Regions from separate parts of the Homo sapiens genome. Here region 1 is linked to region 2. A link is a contact called in ENCODE Hi-C or POLR2A ChIA-PET data. All regions are on one chromosome and are shown on one strand. Each heading gives the region's core, a stretch centred on a gene start or an enhancer-like site at or near the end of the contact. The rest is flanking DNA. Distances are from core to core; before and after follow the strand shown.

The links. Hi-C counts contacts between places; a loop is a spot of excess contacts on that map. ChIA-PET counts read pairs that join two places held with the same protein, here RNA polymerase II (POLR2A). Pooled maps may share reads with other maps.
Region 1: a loop to region 2 is called in a pooled map, with 3 times the contacts of the local background. The contact joins the promoter of C19orf44 here to the enhancer-like site in region 2. A Hi-C loop is called at or near these places in 1 of 168 maps with a recorded cell type or tissue (Right ventricle myocardium inferior) and 7 of 50 pooled maps. POLR2A ChIA-PET finds 5 or more read pairs at or near these places in 3 of 52 experiments (A673, RWPE1 and WTC11).

Annotation. Positions count from the first base shown.
Region 1 is chr19:16,494,199-16,498,052 of GRCh38, forward strand. C19orf44 (chromosome 19 open reading frame 44) reads left to right here and starts at 2,196. Exons shown (of 9, transcript NM_032207.4): 1 at 2,196-2,267. CALR3 (calreticulin 3) reads right to left here and starts at 1,969. Exons shown (of 9, transcript NM_145046.5): 1 at 1,841-1,969; 2 at 1,553-1,654. The coding sequence starts at 1,931. RefSeq lists enhancers at 1,233-1,733, 1,734-2,234, 1,869-2,298.
Region 2 is chr19:16,415,441-16,419,742 of GRCh38, forward strand. It overlaps EPS15L1 (epidermal growth factor receptor pathway substrate 15 like 1), which reads right to left. Exons shown (of 24, transcript NM_001258374.3): 11 at 2,508-2,664; 12 at 2,112-2,197. Among named protein-coding and RNA genes, the nearest start is that of EPS15L1, 54 kb to the right of the region's middle. RefSeq lists enhancers at 2,155-2,224, 2,255-2,304, 2,450-3,053 and a silencer at 2,405-2,484. Within about 2 kb of position 2,336, at least 8 of the 41 ENCODE cell types and tissues checked have a DNase peak (open chromatin) inside an H3K27ac peak, as active enhancers do.

The sequences.
Region 1 (3,854 bases), core at 946-3,445, 79 kb after region 2:
TATAGTTGTGCGCCACCACACTTGGCTAACTTTTTTGTATTTTTGTGGAGACAGGGTTTCACCATGGTGACCAGGCTGGTCTCAAACTCCTGACTTCAAGTAATCCGCCTGCCTTGGCCTCCCAACATGCTGGGATTACAGGCGTGAGCCACCGTGCCTGACCATATTTTTCTTTTTTTTTGAGATGGAGTCTCACTCTGTCACTGAGGCTGGAGTGCAGGGGCATGATCTCTGCTCACTGCAACCTCTGCCTCCCGGGTTCAAGTGATTCTTCTGCCTCAGCCTCCCGAGTAGCTGGGACTACAGGCATGAGCCACCACACCCAGCTAATTTTTGTATTTTTAGTAGAGACAGGGTGTCACCGTATTGGCCAGACTGGTTTTGAACTCCTGACCTCATGATCCGCTCGCCTAAGGCCTCCCAAAGTGCTGGGATTACAGGCATGAGCCACCGCGCCTGGCCTATTTTTCTTTTTAATACGAAAATTAAAATGAGAAAAAGTACCCACTAACCTTTTCCTTCTGAGGGGCATGGCCCTTGATCCTCAAATGCACTTGACTAGTGTCTATTAAGAGGGGCAATTTTGGTAATGCCTACTAATAACACATTCATATAAATATAATCCAAAGAAGGTTAAATACCATTGCATATTTGACAGTGCTTCAAGTATGATTTTATTATACCAAATAAGCTGAATATGTCTCCTTGGACTTCAGGGGACCTAATACCAATAAAAGTAATAATAATGATAATAGGCCAAGCACCATGGCTCACGCCTATAATCCCAGCACTTTAGGAGGCCGAGGCAGGTGGATTACTTAAGGCCAGGAGTTTGAGTCCAGCCTGGGCAATGTGGTGAAACTCTGTCTCTAAAAAAATTAGCAGGGCATGGTGGCGCACGCTTGTAATCGCAGCTCCTCAGAAGCCTGAAGCAAGAGAATCACTTGAACCCGGGAGACGGAGGTTTGAGTGAGCCAAGATCGTGCCACTGCACTCTAGCCTAGGCGACAGAGCGAGACTCCTACTACCAAAAAAAAAAAAAAAAAAAAAAAGGAATCTTTGGCAATAAAGAAAGGAGAGAGGAGGCTGGATGTTGTGGCTCATGCCTGTAATCCCAGCACTTTGGGAGGCCAAGGTGGGTGGATCATGAGGTCAGGAGTTCGAGACCAGCCTGGCCAACGTGGACCCTGTCTCTACTAAAAGTACAAAAATTAGCCGGTCATGGTGGCGCGCGCCTGTAGTCTCAGCTACTCGGGAGGCTGAGGCAGGAGAATTGCTTGAACCCGGGAGGTGGAAGTTGCAGTGAGCCGAAATCGCGCCACTGCACTCCAGCCTGGGCAACAGAGCAAGGCTCCGTCTCAAAAAAAAAAAAAAAAAAAAAGGAGAGAAGAAACAAAAAAACAAGGAAAGGAGCCCCTTAAGTTCTACCTTTGCCTTAATGTCTTCATCTGTAAAACGGGAATAAAAGCGTTTTGGCTGTGCCACAACTACCTAGAGAGGTTGCTATGGAAATGTAACATTAGGCTCAATTTGGTCCTGATTCTACACTAACCTTTATCTTTCTCTTTATGACCATAAAACTTGCCCGACGAAAGTCTAAAATGCCCAAATCGGGAGTCATTGGTGGACTGCAACCATCGGTTTCTCCAATGCTCTGTGGGGAAGGGGAAATAACACCGGTTAGAGGTGATAATGGTTAATTTGGGCTAAGGGAAGGGTGAAGGGGACCCTCGAGGATTCGAGGGTTCGCTGCCGTGGACCCCGTGGCGACTCTGGCCAGCCTTAGGGGGCGGAGATGGGGGAGCTTACACCTCCGCCACCACGGGCGTGGCCCCTTCACCTCCGTCTAGAAATTCCTCTTGGAAATAGACGGTAGCCAGCGCCACTCGCAGCATGCATATGGCCCAGAGCTGGACCAAAGCCCGGGCCATGGGGGTGTGCACTGCGCTTCCGGTCGCCGCCACCCCTTAGCTCCCAGCTCTCTCTGCGGCTCTTCAGGCGCGTCCCGAAACTACAACTCCCGTCACAACTCGCGATTATGACCTGAGGGTCCCATTGGTCGCTGCGGCGCGGGGCACGTTGGGCCCGCCCCGGAACTACCGCTCCCATGACACCCCGCGATTGTGATTCGGGGCGCCATTGGTCTGCGGGGCGCGGTGCTTCCCGGGAGATGTAGTCTCTTCTGCTCTGGCTCTGTTGCCCAGGGCAACCGCTCCTTCAGGCGTGAATGTGGCGGCTGCCTCTGCGAATGGACGGCGTGGGAAGAGGTCGGCAGGGCTGGTGGGGAGGTGACCTAGCTGGGCGTCCGGGCTCGCGAGGGGGATACGGGGAAATGGGGCCTTCTCCGGGGCTGAGCTGGTTGGGCCGCTGCAGGATGGTCCCGCGCCTCAGTTTCCCTGTCTGGGGTCTATTGGAGCATGGTCCTGCGCGGGTCGCTTCATAGCTGGGGAGAAGAGCAGGATGGTCTCAGGGGCGCCAGGGTTTTCAAGTTTTGGTTTGTTGATTTGTAACAACTTTATTGAGCCTTCATTTACATACCATAGTGTTCGCCACTTTTAAGCTGACGACTCCGTTATTTTTAGTAAATCTACAAAGTTGTGAAGCCGTCGCCACCATCCAGCTCATCCAGCTTTAGAACTTTGCGTCAGGCCGGGCGCGGTGATTCACGCCTGGAATCCCAGCACTTTGGGAGGCAGAGGCGGGAGGATCACTTGAGGCCAGGAGATCCAGACCAGCCTGGGCAACCTGGCGAGACCCCATCTCTAAAAAAGATAAAAATAAAAAATTAGCCAGGTGTAGTGGCACGCGCCTGTAGTCCCAGCTACTCAGGATGTTGAGGCAGGAGGGAGGATTGCTTGTGTCCAGGAGGTCAAGGGCTGCTGTGAGCTGTGATCATGCCACTGCACTCCGGCTAATTTTTTGTATTTTTAGTAGAGATGGGGTTTCACCATGTTTGCCACGCTGGTCTCGAACTCCTGACCTCACGTAATCTGCCAGCCTTGGCCTCCCAAAGTGCTGGGATTATAGGCGTGAGTCACAGCACCGGCCCGATCTGCTTTCTGAGTTTATTGGTTTGCCTTTTCTTGACAGTTCTTACAAATGAAATGATAGGGTGTGTGGAGTTTAGTGTCTGGCTACTTTCTTTTTTCTTTCCTTTTTTTTTTTTTTTTGAGACAGATTCTCGCTCTGTTACTTAGGCTGAAGTGCAATGGTGCGATCTCGGCTCACTGCGAACTCCGCCTCCCAGGTTCAAGCAATTCTCCTGTCTCAGCGTCCTGAGTATTTGGGATTACAGGCGCATGACACCACGCCCCGCTAATTTTTGTATTGTTAGTAGAGACGGGGTTTTACCATGTGTGTCAGGCTGGTCTCGATCTCCTGACCTCGTGATCCGCCCGCCTTAGCCTCCCAAAGTGCTGGGATTACAGGCGTGAGCCACTGCGCCCGGCTTGGCTACTTTCCCTTAGCGTGATGTATTTGAGATTCCTGCGTGCTGTTATATTAGTATTTGTTTTTTAAATTGCTGAACTGTATTACACTGTATGGATGGACCATAGTTTGTAATCCATTCACTAATTAATGGATAGTTACATTGTTTTCCGTTTTAGTCTACTAGGAGTAATAAATATTATGGGGCCAGGTATGATGATGTGGGATTGTAATCTCAGCATTTTGGGAGGCTGAGGCTGCGGATCTCTAGAACCCCAGGAATCTGAGAACAGCCTGGGCAACACAGTGAGACCTTGTTTCTACAAAAAGTTAGCTAGGCATGGCAATGTGTGTCTGTAGTCCCAGCTACCCAGGAAGCTGAGGTGGGAGGATCGCGTGACCCCGGGAGGTCGAGGCTGTAGTGA
Region 2 (4,302 bases), core at 1,086-3,585:
AGGACTTGTGCAACAATAAGGCCCTCTCAGGGACATGTCGCCAGACACACAGTAAGTGATCATTGGAATATTCATTTCCACAAGCCCAGAAACTTACAATACAAAGTGCTCTTTAAACTGAAGGACCTGACATGCCCTTGCTGGCTTATGGCAGTGTGAAATCATAAGAGGAAAGCTCAGCCCACACTCCCCGAATCAAGGGCCACTCTCAGAGCCACCTGCTCAAGGGGCCACTGCAGGCCCCAGCCTCCTACAGATGGGCACTCTGCACACACCAGCCTGTCACCTCCACATTGGGGAAACAAGGCTTCTGGCTGTCTGAGGCCACACTGGGGTGATTCACGCCCCAGCGTCCCTTCCTAGACCCTGACCCTTGCACGACAGGGGCTCCCTCCATCCTTGGCCTGCCCGGTCCTGATTCTCAGGCCTGCCCAGGCTCTAGGATGCTGGCCCTGCATCCTCAAGACACCCTCAGCCTTGTCAGGCTGCACATCCTTGCTGATCGCCAGTTTGGATAACACGGCCCCCAGGAGCTGAGACAGAACAGGAACCATCTGCTGCACTGAACATGAAGTGGGATGCCTGACTCAGGCCGTGGCTCAGGTTTTCTAACCAGCCACCCACCTTGATCCCCTCCAAGACCTAACCTGCCTTTGCTCATCAGGGCTCTGCTAACAGCACAAAACCAAGGCCAGAGGAGCTGATAGAATACTGCACCTGTTAATATGACCCCCGGGGATCCCCCAGCTAGGACCAGGATCCATCCTCCCTGGGAAAGTCAAAGCCCTTTCCATTTTCAGCCAAGTAAACAATCTCTTTCCCACAGAGGGCAAAGCACCTTTGGGCCCTTCTGCATGGTGCCCCGTCATCACAAGAGTCCACCCTGTCCTAGAATCGACTGGAAAAAAGATGCTGGCTGGCACAGTGGCTCACGCCTGTAATCCCAGCACTTTGGGAGGCCAAGGCCAGAGGATCACTTGAGCTCAGGAGTTCGAGACCAGCCTGGGCAACATGGCGAAACCCCATCTCTACAAAAAATATAAAAAAATTAGCCAGGCATGGTGGCATGCACCTGTACTCTCAGCTTCCTGGGAGGGTGAGTGGGAAGATCACTTGAGCCCAGGAGGCAGAGGCTGCAGTGAGCTGAGATCACACCACTGCACTCCAGCCTAGGTGACAGAATGAGACTCTGTCTCAAATTAAAAAAAAAAAAAAAAAATCTAGCCAGCATGGTGGTGCGTCCTAGCTACTCGGGAGGCTGAGGTGGGAGGATTGCTTAAGCCTAGGAAACAGATGCTACAGTGAGCCATGATCACACCACTACGCTCCAGCTTGGGTGACAGAGCGAGACCCTGTCTGAAAAACAAACAACAAAAAAGGATGTCATTCTTGAAGAGGATCCAGAGGGGAATACAGGAAGTGACTGCATTTCTTTATACCAGACTCTAAAAGTACAGACAGCCCATCCAAAGCCCTCGTTTACACATGAGGAAACTAAGGCACTAGGCAAGAAGGGGAGCCACAGACCTGGAGGCCCCTTCACACCTTCAGCTGCTGGGTCCTAAGCCCGCTCCTCGCCATCTGAGACCCAATTGCCCTAGCTGTCAAGGATAACAAGGCCTTCCTAGCACTGGGGAGGGGCTGATGCCTGGGGCTACTGAGCTGCGACCTGCCTGAGACCACAAAGCTGCCACAGGCTCTGCCCATGACCTGCCTGGGACAACACAGCTGCCACAGGCTGTGCCCATGACCTGCCTGGGACCACACAGCTGCCACGGGCTCTGCCCACGACCTGCCTGGGACCACACAGCTGCCACAGGCTCTGCCCACGACCTGCCTGGGACCACACAGCTGCCACCCACAGGCTCTGGTCAAGACCTGCCTGAGACCACACAGATGCTACGGGCTCTGGCTGAGGCTGATTCAAATGGAAGATGTCATTCTTCAAGCCCCTTGAGCCAGTTTAGGACCTCAGAAGCTGTATCTTTTCCTTCCTTCTGAATAAACCTGTGATGAGCAAACTTCCAGGTGAGCCTCTGATATTTCCGATAACAACCTGGGAGAGTTCGTGTAACATCTGGATGTGGAGGGAAGGGCCGTTTCCAACATACCTTTGTAACTGGGCAATCTCTTGACTGATGTCATCAAGCTCCTTCACGCCAGTAAACTCCCCGGAGCCGAGAGAGCCTGAACTGTCCTAGAATTGAATTCAGAGGCGAGATCTCTAATTAGCAACCTGACATCACCTGACAGGAGGCACCAGCAGTTCTCGGGCCCAGGGATAAAATTGTCCCTTTAGTACACAGGGTGAGGTAGCAAAAGTGTCAGCCCCCTGCCTGGGGAAATACCTGGGCAGCCAAGCCACCCTCCCGGGGGCCCCTGTTGAGGAAGGCAGGGACCACAGGCAGCACCCGCCACCGTGGGCTCATGTGTGCCACCAGTGCCACCTGGTGGCAGGCGGTGGGAAGGGATGTCAATACCCCCAGGGCATGACCAGCACCACTCACCGGGCCGGGCGTGCCTCTCTCCGAAGGCGGGACCATGTCCGGCGAGAGGACTTGAGGAGGGTCGATGCCTTTACTGACCTTCTGCTGAATGAAATACATAGCTAACGCGAATTGGTCTTTGCTTAACTTCCCCGTTTGCCTCGTATCGGCCAGGGCCCTGGGAGAAACGTGGGGATGCTAATTACACATCACAGGCGCCGACTCAGCCTGAACCCAAGTCACCGATCCCTTGCTTTTCAAAAACGACAGCGACGAAAACAACGGCAGGGCGTGGTGGCAAGCCCCAGCTCCTTCCCTACTTCACATCTCCTTCCCAGGAAGTGGCCCAGGGGTTCCCCGCTCCCAGTGTCCCCCACCCTAGGAGGGCTGTCAGGGCTGAAGAACCCCAAGCCCCTGACCTGGGCTGAGGAGCCGACCCCCTGGGAAAACCTCACTAGGGCTGAGATGCAGCTGCCTCTTCCTTTGGCTTATCTCGTGCGTGGGGCAGGCTCTGATGCTGCAGGCATGGAGTAGACCAGCCCTTCCGTGGAAATGGGTGCTGAGACCAAGCATTGTCCCTGTAGCTCTGGGTCATCTGAATGGCCCCGGCTACTGGCCTTCAATGGGGATGACAGCAGCACTTTGGGGTGTCATCATGATGAAGAAAGAATCAGCAACGACTCTCTTTCCTTGTTATGAACGGAACGTTTATGTCCCCCCAGATTCCTATGTCCAAATCCTATCCCTCAATGGGATGGTGTTGGGAGGTGGGGCCTCTGGGAGGTGATGAGGTCATGAGGGTGGAGCCTCAGGAGTGGGATTAGTGCCCTTATAAAAGAGGCCCCAGAAGGCTCTCTCTGCTCCTTTTGCCATGTGAGGACACGGCAAGCAGGTGGCCGTCTACAAACTAGGCAGTGAGCCCTCACCAGACACTGGATCTGCTGGTGCCTGGATCACAGACTTCCACCCCCCAGAGCCGTGAGAAATGTCTGTTTCTAAGCCACTCTGTCTATGGCACTTTGTCACAGCAGCCCAATGGTCTAAAACACTCCTCTTGTGCCCAAATGAGGCTGCCACAGGGGCATGGCCACAATGCACAGGACAGTCCCCCACAACTAAGCGTCCCCTGCCCACATAGCTCTTGGATGTCCTGAAAGATGGGCCAAGGCAGCATCTGAATAGCAGCACACAGTGGTCCTGTGGAGCTGAGGTGAGAGGCTCCGCGACACTCACAATCAAGGAGCCAGCCAGGGCCGGGTGCAATGGCTCATGCCTGTGTTCTCAACACTTTGGGAGCTGAGGCGGGCAGATCACCTGAGGTCAGGAGTTCGAGACCAGCTTGGCCAACATGGGGAAATCCCGCCTCTACTAAAAATACAAAAATTAGCCGGGCATGGTGGCGCGCGCCTGTAATCCCAGCTGCTCAGGAGGCTGAGGCACGAGAATCACTTGAACCCAGGAGGCAGAGGTTTCAGTGAGCCAAGATTGCGCCAATGCGCTCCAGCCTGGGCAACAGTGAGTCTCTGTCTCAAAAAAAAAAAATAAAAAAATGAGGAGCCAACCAGGAAGGGAAGGGACCCTTGTGGAGTAAGGACAAGGCCTTTGGCATCTATGAAAAATGTCTTCCTTCACCCATGCTGCCCTCTCAACGAGGGACCTCGTTTCCCACCTCCCGTGTAGCTGCGGCAGAAGCCATTACAACAGAAGTTTCCCCTTTTACCAAAAGAGAGCTGGGACCGTTCTAACAGACTTATTTATACCCAAATGCAGTCCGTGAACAGAGCTGCGGAGAATGAGCAGATCTCAAAGAACATTG